2 separate regions of the Homo sapiens genome follow, and region 1 is linked to region 2. A link is a contact called in ENCODE Hi-C or POLR2A ChIA-PET data. All regions are on one chromosome and are shown on one strand. The core of a region is the stretch at or near the end of the contact, and the rest is flanking DNA. Distances in the headings are between cores, read along the strand shown.

What was found. A loop is a pair of places that touch in the nucleus more often than their neighbours do. ChIA-PET counts read pairs that join two places held with the same protein, here RNA polymerase II (POLR2A). Pooled maps may share reads with other maps.
Region 1: a map of naive thymus-derived CD4-positive, alpha-beta T cell shows a loop between it and region 2 (6-fold over the local background). The contact joins the promoter of PPAN-P2RY11 here to the promoter of ZNF414 in region 2. A Hi-C loop is called at or near these places in 1 of 168 maps with a recorded cell type or tissue (naive thymus-derived CD4-positive, alpha-beta T cell) and 6 of 50 pooled maps. POLR2A ChIA-PET finds 5 or more read pairs at or near these places in 1 of 52 experiments (PC-9).

The regions. Positions count from the first base shown.
Region 1 is chr19:10,103,231-10,109,038 of GRCh38, forward strand. It overlaps PPAN-P2RY11 (PPAN-P2RY11 readthrough), which reads left to right and starts at 3,132. Exons shown (of 13, transcript NM_001198690.2): 1 at 3,132-3,182; 2 at 3,271-3,441; 3 at 4,275-4,376; 4 at 4,574-4,624; 5 at 4,734-4,904. The coding sequence starts at 3,165. It overlaps PPAN (peter pan homolog), which reads left to right and starts at 3,132. Exons shown (of 12, transcript NM_020230.7): 1 at 3,132-3,182; 2 at 3,271-3,441; 3 at 4,275-4,376; 4 at 4,574-4,624; 5 at 4,734-4,904. The coding sequence starts at 3,165. SNORD105 (small nucleolar RNA, C/D box 105) reads left to right here and starts at 4,421; the gene lies at 4,421-4,505. It also overlaps a transcript of ANGPTL6 not described here. RefSeq lists enhancers at 2,769-3,412, 3,009-3,058, 4,701-5,344 and a silencer at 3,279-3,328.
Region 2 is chr19:8,510,485-8,515,729 of GRCh38, forward strand. ZNF414 (zinc finger protein 414) reads right to left here and starts at 3,683. Exons shown (of 8, transcript NM_001146175.2): 1 at 3,560-3,683; 2 at 2,545-2,857; 3 at 2,120-2,227; 4 at 1,903-2,008; 5 at 1,133-1,476; 6 at 1,002-1,052; 7 at 367-540; 8 at 1-280. The coding sequence starts at 3,562. The coding sequence ends at 207. RefSeq lists an enhancer at 915-1,805 and a silencer at 3,384-3,693.

The sequences.
Region 1 (5,808 bases), core at 1,882-4,381, 1.6 Mb after region 2:
CATATGGGCACATAACAGAGTGGACACAAACACACACACACACATTTGCACGCACGCACACATTAACACCCAGCGAAAGTCTGGGTGCAGTGGCTCATGCCTGAAAGCCAGCACTTTGGGAGGCCGGGGCAGGTGGATTACCTGAGGTCAGGAGTTCGAAACCATCCTTGCCAACATGCTAAAACCCCGTCTCTACTAACAATACAAAAATTAGCTGGGCATGGTGGCATGCGCCAGTAATCCCAGCTACGCGGGAGGCTGAGGCAGGAGAATTGCTTGAAGCCAGGAGGTGGAGGTTGCAGTAAGCCGAGATCGAGCAACCGCATGCACTCCAGCCTGGGCGACAAGACTGAAATTCCATCTCAAAAATAAATAAATAAATAAATAAATAAATAATAAATAAATAATAATAAAGTGAGGAATTAATTAATTAAAATAAAAAATAAATATAAAAGACACAGCTGTAAATTTTTAAATTGTGATAGAAACAATATATTCTTAAAGTGAAAACCCTACCTCAGTTACATGTGATTTATGTTTTTTGGATTAATCTGGATTTTATAATTAGAAATAAAAATGTAAGGCTGGGCGCGGTGGCTCACGCCTGTAATCCCAGCACTTTGGGAGGCCAAGGTGGGCAGATCACGAGGTCAGCAATTCGAGACCAGCCTGGCCAAGATGGTGAAACCCCGTCTCTACTAAAAATACAAAAATTTGCCGGGTGTGGTGGCCCATGCCTGTAATCCCAGCTACTCAGGAGGCTGAGGCAGGAGAATCGCTTGAACCCGGGGGGCGGAGGTTGCAGTGAGCCACTGCACTCCAGCCTGGGCGACAGAGTAAGACTCTGTCTCAAAAAAAAAAAAAAAAAAAAGAAAAGAAATAAAAATGTAAGATTTTGAGTCCACATAATTATTTGTTGAAAATAATACAAGTCAGTATAATAGAGAAGCATTCATATATTCAACACTGTGAGACAAAACACCAGAGACCTTGGATTTGATAATTGATCTGATATCCTGGACAGTATTCATATGTACAGTGATAGCTATCTTTCTTTGGTGTTTTTTTTGTTTTGTTTGTGTGTGTGGTGTGTGTGTGTGTGTGTGTGTGTGTGTGTAGTTTTATGGTTCTGAGTTGGTGGCCAGTAAGTTCCATGTAGTGTTGGCACTTATTTAATTAACTATTCATGATTTTGTTAATAGCTTGTTATAGAATTCAGGCATATATTTTTCAGCATAAGAAGCCAAGCACACCAGCTTGTCATTGGAGAGAATATATTAAGTGAGAAAAACATTCAGGAATCAGAGCTTTAACATGTTAAAGTTAGTGCTAAACATTGTCATATTGGATCTGAACCTATCCTAATATATAACCATAAAGCTTGACTTCTGCATTGGAACTATGCTTTCATAAATAAAGGATATCTCATTGATTAAAAAAAATTTTTAAAAAGACACAGCTGGAAACATAACAGTTTCAGGCAACAACTGTATGTTCCAAATATGGTCACACACACATCACAACTTAAAGGGAAATGGGGTGGGCTGAGTGGGTCTTTATCTGTGTGTCAGGCTTGTCCACATCCTGGTTCTTGTGATCACACAGTAGTGCACAGATACAAAACAGGTACACACAGTTGACACCCGGAAACCTATCCACCGCACCACAGAGGTCACCGTCTGTCTCCCACACACTCGGTCACATTTTCACACAAGTCAAATCACACGAGGACGGAACTGGGGGAAGTAACCATGCAGTCATTTCCCAGGGGTACAAAGAAACTCACATAGAGCCCCACAGAGCCCAGGCCCAGGGTCTGAGACCTGTCCAAAGGCCCCACCGACGACCAGCCACACGCCGGGAGAGTCACCTCCTTCCCCTGGTCTGCACCATCCTGAGCTCCCGAGTAACTCGAGTGGACTCCAGGGTTGAAAAAGGAAATGGTCGTCCCAGATCTGAGAGAGGCTGCCAGGCTGGGCTCTGGGCCTGGGTTGGGGCCCCCACACTGGGCCCCTCGGCCCCCCACCCTCAGCCCCCTCTGGCTTCCCCATTGGCAGTAGAGAGGGAGGGAACTTCATAAGTCACAGAGAGGGGCTGAAGAATACAGAGAGTCAGACAGATGGAGATGGGAGAGGCATAGGGAGATGGGAGAGACATAGGGAGATGGCAGAGAAAGGGAGAGACGGGGAGATGGGGAGAGACAGAGAGAGATGGGAAGATGGGGAGAGACCACAGGGAGGCAGATGAGAAGAAAGAAACAGGGATGGGGCCAGACACAGAGAAAGGAAACTTCTTTAGTTTCCATCTTCAGTTATAAATGATGAAAGAGACAACTGATGACAGAGACAAAGTTACAAGAGGGAGAAAGAGACAGGGGGAAGACGAGGGGGAGGGGAGACACATCTGGGGGAGAGGAGGAAGAATTGGGGTGCCAGAGAGAGCAAGGAGGGAGAGGAGGCCGATGGGGGAGGAGAGAGTAATGTTCAGCCCAGTGAGGGGGTGTCCCTTTCCCCCACTGCAAGGTTTTGGGGAAGAAGCCAGAGGCCTGAGGCCAAGACTGAGGCTTTGAGCGGAAAGAAGGAGGGGGCGAGTTATTCACGAAACGCCCGCCTTGCCCTGAGTTTCCAGAAGGTGATGTGGAGTTTCCATCCCTCAGCCTGTCTGCAGACAGGGGTACCCGGGGAGGACAGCTGGCCCAGAGGAGTTGCGAGACTAAAGTGAATGATTGCCACAGTCATTCCCTCCGGTGGCTTCTCCCCAAGTACTTGGCGCCAGAGCGCCCAACATTGTGCATACATGGTCGCTCCTAATTCGTGGGCCCGGGGGACATTATCAGCCTTACTTTGGGATATTTTAGGAGCCTCGGAATGCAGAAAGTGGTTTTAGCCCAGCTGGAGGAAATGGGCCGAAGCGGGATTCGAACCGGCGGATTCGTTTCTCTGCAGCCCGGAGCCGCGTAGCCCCGCCCCGGTCTCCCTAGAAACAGGCACCCGTGTCTCCATAGCAACCGCTCCATCTGATTGCCCCTCCCCGCTCCCAGAGGCCACCTAGTGCGCAGGCCCGCCTGATGTCGTCCCACGCCGTGCCGGCTCTCAGGCGCCGGAAGTGAGCTGCGCAGCGCCGGAAGCGGCGGACGCAGGAGGCCTCGTGGAGGACACAGCAGCATGGGACAGTCAGGGAGGGTAAGGCCCGGCAGCTTGGGAGGCAGGTGGCGCAGGTGGGGTCCCGGCCGAGGTCGCGGCGCTGACCCTTTGTCTCTCGTCGCCGCAGTCCCGGCACCAGAAGCGCGCCCGCGCCCAGGCGCAGCTCCGCAACCTCGAGGCCTATGCCGCGAACCCGCACTCGTTCGTGTTCACGCGAGGCTGCACGGGTCGCAACATCCGGCAGCTCAGCCTGGACGTGCGGCGGGTCATGGAGCCGCTCACTGCCAGCCGTCTGCAGGTTTGTACCCCACCCCCAGCCCGCCTCCACCCACCCTCGGCCTAGTCTTCGTAGCTGCAGTAATGGCTCCCGCTGTAAAACTGTGGGAGGACTTAAGTCTCCCCAGCTGGAAAAAAAGACCCTCATGGGGAGCATCATTTCTGCCTTTCAGGGCTTTTGCTGGGCTGGAGTGAGGGCGCGCAGCTTGGGAGATAGATAGTCGCCTAAGCCTGACAGTTAAGACTGGAATCTGGAGCCGGGCGTGGTGGCTCATGCCTGTATTCCCAGCATTTGGGGATGCTGATGCGGGAGGATCACTTGAGCCCAGGAATTCGAGACCAGCCTGAGCAGCATGGTGAAACCCCGTCTTTACAAAAAATAGAAAAATTAGTCGGATATGGTGTTGCGTGCCTGTAGTCCCGGCTACTCGGGAGGCTGAGGTGGGAGGATTCCTTGAGCCCAGGAAATTAAGGCTGTAGTGAATCGGGATCGTGCCACTTCACTCCAGTCTGGGCGACCGGAGGAGACCGTGTTAGAAAAAAAAAGACTAGAATCTGGAGGCAGCAAAGCAGGGTTGGAAACTGACTTCTCCCCAGTATCTGATGCAAGTTACTTAACCTCTCTGGGCCTGAGTTCGCTCATTTGTCAATGGGAAGATGCGCTGTGAGCAAGAGACAGAGTTAGAACTCAAATCTGCGTCCGACTGACTCTAAAGGCTAAGATCCTTTTGCTCCTCTGGGCTTGTTGAAAGGGTCAGATGCAAGACAGACCATAACAGGATCTGCACCGTCAGCTTATAGTTGTCACAACAAGGGATAAGCTATGTTTTCTTTTTTTCTTTTTGTCATTTCCAGGTTCGTAAGAAGAACTCGCTGAAGGACTGCGTGGCAGTGGCTGGGCCCCTCGGGGTCACACACTTTCTGATCCTGAGCAAAACAGAGACCAATGTCTACTTTGTGAGTAGACGCCCTCACCCTTCATCTCCCCCAGACCCCCCCTTCCCCTATCTCTCATGATGAACACATATGCCTCTGAGCTGCTGTGATTTCTGGCTTCAAAGTAAACGCTCTGAAGAAGAGATGGGGCAAAGGTGCCTACTCCGGGCACCTCTGCTAGACCCCTCCAGAGTCACTGATCTTTTCTTCTCCTGCAGAAGCTGATGCGCCTCCCAGGAGGCCCCACCTTGACCTTCCAGGTCAAGAAGGTGAGAGGGGTGGAGGTGGTACAAAGCCATGTGGGGTGGGAGCTGGACTTGGGGTTGTCCGCAGCCATGTGTGGTTGGTGGTCACCCCCTCCTCTCTCCTGTCCTACAGTACTCGCTGGTGCGTGATGTGGTCTCCTCACTGCGCCGGCACCGCATGCACGAGCAGCAGTTTGCCCACCCACCCCTCCTGGTACTCAACAGCTTTGGCCCCCATGGTATGCATGTGAAGCTCATGGCCACCATGTTCCAGAACCTGTTCCCCTCCATCAACGTGCACAAGGTGGGTCTGGCCTGGCGAGGTGGCAGGTATGGGGGGGTGCAGCGGATAGAGGTGCCACAGGCCCTCAGATGGATTGCTCACTCCTCCCAGCGCTGAGACTGGGAGCTCCTGGGTCTGCTGAGTCCTGAGGTCAAATCCCACTCCTGTGTCTGATGATGCTGGGCAAAAGTGTCCAGAGATTCCCCCAGCGGTCCACACCCCGTGAGCTGCACCTTTTCCAGCCGGTGGAAAGAAATACTGATGGAGCTCTGTTTCCCACGTGTGTTGAGTGCTGGGCTGAGCAGGATCGTAGCATCTCTTCTTAGGGCCCTGTTTTACAGAGGGAAGCTGCGGGCCCAGTGCTATGGCTTCGGCCTGTAATCCCAGTACTTTGGGAGGGCGAGGTGGGAGGATCGCTTGAAGCCAAGACTTTGAGATCAGCCTGTGCAACATAGCGAGACCCCATGTCTACAAAAAGTAGATTTTTAAAAAGCCCGGTGTGGCGGTGCATGCCTGTAGTACCAGCTACTGGGGAGGCTGAGGTGGGAGGATCACCTGAGCCCAGGAGGTCAAGGCTGCAGTGAGTTGTGTTCACGCCACTCTACTCCATCCTGGGTGACAAAGCGAGACACTGTCTCAAAAAAAAAAAAAAAAGCAAATCTGAGGCTGGCAGAGATGCTAAGTTTAGATTCCAGGGGGCAGGACTGGATTTTTAATTTCATCTGGCTCCTGAGTCCTAGCTCCTAATCCTTGTCACTAGTGACTCTCAGATGGGACTTATAAATTATATATAAGATATCAGTCATCAGGGAGGCTAATACGGCTCTGGGACCAGAATTTCTTGTTTACCTTTTTTTTTTTTTTTTGAGACGGAGTCTTGCTCTGTCTCCCAGGCTGGAGTGCGGTGGCACAATCTCATCTCATT
Region 2 (5,245 bases), core at 2,433-4,932:
GGACCCAGGTGGTCCTCCCAAGATGTGATCAATCCATGACTGCTGGGCTCGAGCCCACTATGCTTTGGATGGACAAGGGATGGGAACACAGCATAGGCTGGCTCATGGCGCCTTCTTTATTGTCCACCCCAGCCCCCCTTCCCTGCAGCCCCCTCCAAATGACAAAACTACCCACATCCCATGGCCCACCCCCAAAGCGGCGGGATTCAGAGCTGCGAGAACACTGGAAGCTCCCCCTCTGACAGCAGCGGCGACACCTTGGGTGCAAGCGGGGCCGGATCTGGGTGGGGCAGAGGAGGGGGGCGCCTGAGCCTCAGCGCCTTGGGCCCCCGCCCCCCTCTCCACCCGCGCATTCCTCGGCCTTACCCGCGGGGGCGTCGGGGCGCGGCGGCCCGGCCGCGGGGGCCGCGGGGGCGCCGGGGCGGTGGTCCTCCAGGTGCAGGGTCATGGCGGGCCGCGAGGCCGTGGAGAAGGCGCACTGCATGCACGAGTAGCGGCCGCGTGTGTGCTCCCACACGATGCGGCTCGGGGCCGCGTGCCCTGCGGGCAGGCGGGACCCCGTCAGTCCCGGGCTCCCCCAGCCCAGAAGACCCGTGCGCCAAGGATGGAGGACGCCGGCGAGGGTGGGTGGGACTTTTTCCCGCCCCCCATCAGCTTCCGGGCGCCTAGTTCAGTTTCTCCCGGGTCTGTCTGCCCCTAGAGTTGGGGGCACCCAACTTGGCTTCTCCGCGTCCCCTACTATCATCCCCAGATTCACTGTTGGGGAGAAGCCCGCTCCGAGGTGAACGGTGAAAGGGGCGCAAGGTTTATACGGGAACGCCGGCGCAGATGAAGGCGCAGGTGCCAGTCATTTTTAAGGCAAAAATCCTGTATTTCGGGACGGTGGCATTTGTGCCCCCTGGGAAGGGGATGAGCACTGCTGCCTCCTGGTATCCACCAGACCCCGCAGGGCGCAGGAAAGAAAGCCCCTCCACCCCTCCCTGGTGGTCACCTGCACGCACCTGAGGGCGCGTCGGAGCCGCCCTGGGGTCTTCGGGGGCTGCTGCCAGCACCTGCGGTAAAGGGGCGGGTCAAGTTCAGAGTCAGGGCGAGCCCAGCCAGCCCTCCTGGAGGCCCCCGACCCCACACTCACCTTGGCTCTTTTTCCAGACGGCGGCGCTGGAAGCCGGCGGCCCGGGTGCAGCGGCCAGGAAGGGGCGCAGGCGCGGGGGGCTTAGGCCAAAGGGCGCAGGGTTCAAGTAGGGCAGGAACGGTCCGGTGGGGGCAGGGGCGGGGGTCGTGAAGGGTTCCAGCAGCGGGAACGGCAGGCCCGGCGCTGATGCGGGGTCAACCTCCGGGGGGCGCTCCGGCGCGGGCGGCTCTCGGTCCAGGGCCGGGGGTGGCGGCGGGGCTGGGCTCTGCGCATGCTCCGCGCAAACATGCAGGTGCTTGAAGAGCGAGCGGTGCGTGCGGAAGCGCAGGAGGCAGTTCTCACACCTGGAGGTGGGCAGAGGGCTGGGCTGGGCTGGGCCTCCAGGGGCACCAGGGAGAGTGTCCTGTGCAATGCCACCCGCCCTTCGAGCGTGGGAACGGAGCCTGGGCACTAATCACCTCCCCGCTCCTGTACAACTGTGGCAGCGACCCTTCCTGACCACTTCGGGTGGGAACCTGGGGAAACCCGGAAAGAAGTCTCAATTTTAAGTTAGGCGGCCGGTTTTCCACTTGGGAGGTAAAGCCTGGCTGGGTGGGGCCACGCCCACGTATGCCCCGCCCCATCCAGGGAGTTGAGGGCGGGGCTTCCCCAAAGGCCCACCCACATCAAGTCCCGCCCTCCAACACCCTGACCAGGAAGGGAGGAAGGCCTGGAGCCCACACATAGGGTGAGGCTAGGGCAGGGCGGAGCTCAAGAGGTCAGGGTCTCACTTGAAGTAGCGATTGGGTTTGTAGTGCAGTTTGCTGTGAGCCACCAGCTCCTGCATGCTGGGGAAGGTCTCGGTGCAGCTCAGGGCTGAGCAGCGGAAGAGCTTGCCTGGTAGGGATGAAGGACAGAGAAGTGGAGACAGGTGGCCAAGGCTGGCTCCGAGGGGCTCCGCCTGTTTCCCACCCTAACCTGCCTCCCCATTACCAGTCCTGGCCCTACCTTCCAGGGACTGTGTGGGCGGGCAGTGGGTTCGCAGATGCTGTGCCAGGTCACGGACGCTGGGAAAACTGAGGCAGCAGCCAGGGCTGGAGCAAGGGATTTGCTTCCCTGCAGGACGCACAGAACAGTGGTCACTGGTCCCTTCCTCACTAGTGCTGTCCCTGACCCCAGGGTTCTGCCCCAGAGAAGCAAATATGATGTGCTGGGGCCTTTACTCTCTGCCTACCACAACAGACTGGTCTGCCACAGTGCAGGGGCTGGACTGGCCAGGCTCACCATTGGAGCCACAGCCTGGCATCCACCGGCTGCTCCGTAAAATGATGAGTGGCATCCCTCTAGAAAGGCCCTGAGGTTAGAGATTCTCTACGTCTCGCTTCTATTGTTTCAGGGACTGTGATTCCCCAGAAGACCCCATCACAGATCACCTGGAGGTGGGCGTCGTCTGGGAGGCCGCAGGTCCTCGCTGGTCCCGGAGACTATGCTGGTCAGGCCAGGGCTGGGTCCGGGGCCAGGCTGGCAGCTGTCTGGGGCTGGGGAGGAGCCCTGCTGCATCCCTCCAGCCCCTCCACGTTCCCACACTGGCGGTGTGGCTGCCTGCTCAGGGCCTGGCTCCTCCGACATGGAGGAGGAAGGGGCTGCAGCTGGCACAGCCGGGGACAACACCTCCTTGTCGGTCTCACTGGAGCTGGGCTCTGCAGTGGCCAGCATGTCTGGGATGGGCCCTGAGGGTTTCTCCTCCTGGTGGAAGGAAGAGGCGGAGAGAACCCTTCTGGGCTCTGGGTCAACCCAGTCGGCCCCCATCCTAAGGAATCACCAGCAGGAGAGGATAGGGGAATACGTAAGGGTGGACTAAGCTCTTTTTTTCTTTTTATAAAGATGGGGTCTCGCCATGTTGCCCTCACTGGTCTTGAACCCCTGGTCTCAAGTGATCCTCCTGCCTCAGCCTCCCAAAGTGCTGGGATTAGAGTCGTCAGCCACTGCACTGGCCCGGATTGAGCTCCTTATGCATACGGGAGAAACATCTGCTCTCCTCAACTAGGATAGGTGGGAGCCCCAGTATGCACACAAGCGTGGCCTAGAGGGAGTGGGCGGGGCCAAGGCTACGGAGGCGGGGCTATGGGCAGGCATGGACTGGGAAGATGCTAGAGGAGCTAGACATGGATTGTCTGAGGACCGAGACCGGCCGGCCTCGAGCAGTGTGGACAATCTTGGAGGTGCTGGGGGCCCGGATGTAAGAAGTTTAGGGGCGGAGTCCTAGCCTGACGGGCGTGGTCCATTCCGGGCCGGGCCCGGAAGTAGGGCGCTCTCCGAGTGACAGCCAGCGGCGGACGGGTGCCCGGATGTGGGGGCGGGGTCGGCCGGAGGCTGTAGGCGCGACAGGGCCGCTCCCCGCCAGTCCCCGCAGCTCCGCCGCGCCCGCGACCCCGGTGCCGCGCTCACCATCTTCGACACGGCTCGGCCTCTTGTTTCTGCGGCTCCGGCGGCTGCAGCTTAGGCGGCGGCCACCCTCTGGGCAGTGCGAGTTCGCGCTCACGTCAGCGCCATTTTCCACCTCTCAGCTCTCGCGAGACTGGGGGCGGGGCCTGCGCAGGGCGCTCGGAGAGGGGGCGGGGCCTGAGGGCAGAGTCACCCTGGAGCTCAGGTCGGACGCTGGTGCAATCTTGCTATCTATCCCCGGGCAGTCAGCGCGCACTTCAGCAGACTCCGTGCACGGAGATCCGGGATGACCTCGCTGTCCTAGTCTTCAAAGTGGGCACCTTCATCCCTCTAGTCTTGTCCCAAGATCAGCCCTGGACAGGCGATAAACAGCAGTTCTTTCTTTATATTTTTTATTTTTTTTTGAGACAGAGTTTCGCTCTTGTTGCTCAGGCTGGAGTTTAATGGCGCGATCTCGGCTCACTGCAACCTCCGCCTCCTGGGTTCAAGCGATTCTTCTGCCTCAGCCTCCCAAGTGGCTGGGATTACGGGCGCCCACCACCACGTCTGGCTAATTTTTTGTATTTTTAGTAGAGACTGGGTTTTACCATGTTGTCCAGGCTGGTCGTCACCTCCTGACCTCAGGTGATCCACCCGCCTCGGCCTCCCAAAGTACTGGGATTACAGGCGTGAGCCACCGCGCCCGGCCAGTTCTTTATTTTTTATAGTGTTGAGACAGGGTCTTGCTCTGTCGCCCAGGCTGGAGTGCAGTGATGCGATCATAGCTCGCTACAGCCTTGACCTCCTGGGTTCAGGCGATCCTCCCATCTCAGCCTCCCGAGTAGCTGGGATTACTGGCGTGTGCCACCATGCCCAGCTAATTTTTAAATTCTTTTTAGAGACAGGGTCTCTCTGTGTGTTGCCCAGGCCGGTCTCAAACTCCTGGGCTCAAGCGATCCTCCCGCCTTGGCCTCCCAAATGTTAGGATTGCAGGCGTGAGCCACCTCGCCTCCCCTTGCACTCACATTTTAAAATGGGGAAACAGCATCGCTCGAGCCAGGGACGTCGAGGCTGCAGTGAGCGTGATGGCACCACTGCACTCCTGCCTGGTCGAAAAAGCGAGACCCCCATCTCTAAAAGTTAAATAAAAATGGGGAAATAGTAAATCAACAAGTGCAAAAACAATCTTTTGTCCTATTCAGAGCAATGAAGGAAACAATGAAATGTCGAAGTGATGGGTCAGGGAAGCCACTCTGAGGAGGTGACTTCGGAGCTGTCTCCAGATGATCAAGGAGTGAGCTGGTGGAAAGCCCGAGGAGCAGGGGGCTCTACCGGATAGCTGGTGGTGATGTCCTGGAGTGGGGCAGGACGGGCTTATTTTGGTCAAAGAGCAGCGAGGTGGCCAGGGCACCACTGGAGCAGAGTGGAGGCGGGGTGTGGAGGTCAGAAAGCGAATATGGTGCGCGGCAGGTCACGCAGGGCCATGGGAGTGGTGCAGAGAGAGGAGTGTGGTTTATGTTGTAACCACTGATGAATTTTTAGCAGGGGGAGGCGCATCATCTGATTCCTGGCAGTCACTTGGAGTAGGATGGGCTGTTGAGAGGGCGGTAAGGTAGATCTAACATCTTAGATCTCTCTGCTGCCATATCATCTAAGATGAGATCATCTTAGATCTCATCATGCTGCCATTCAAGAGGTATTCGTTGAGTT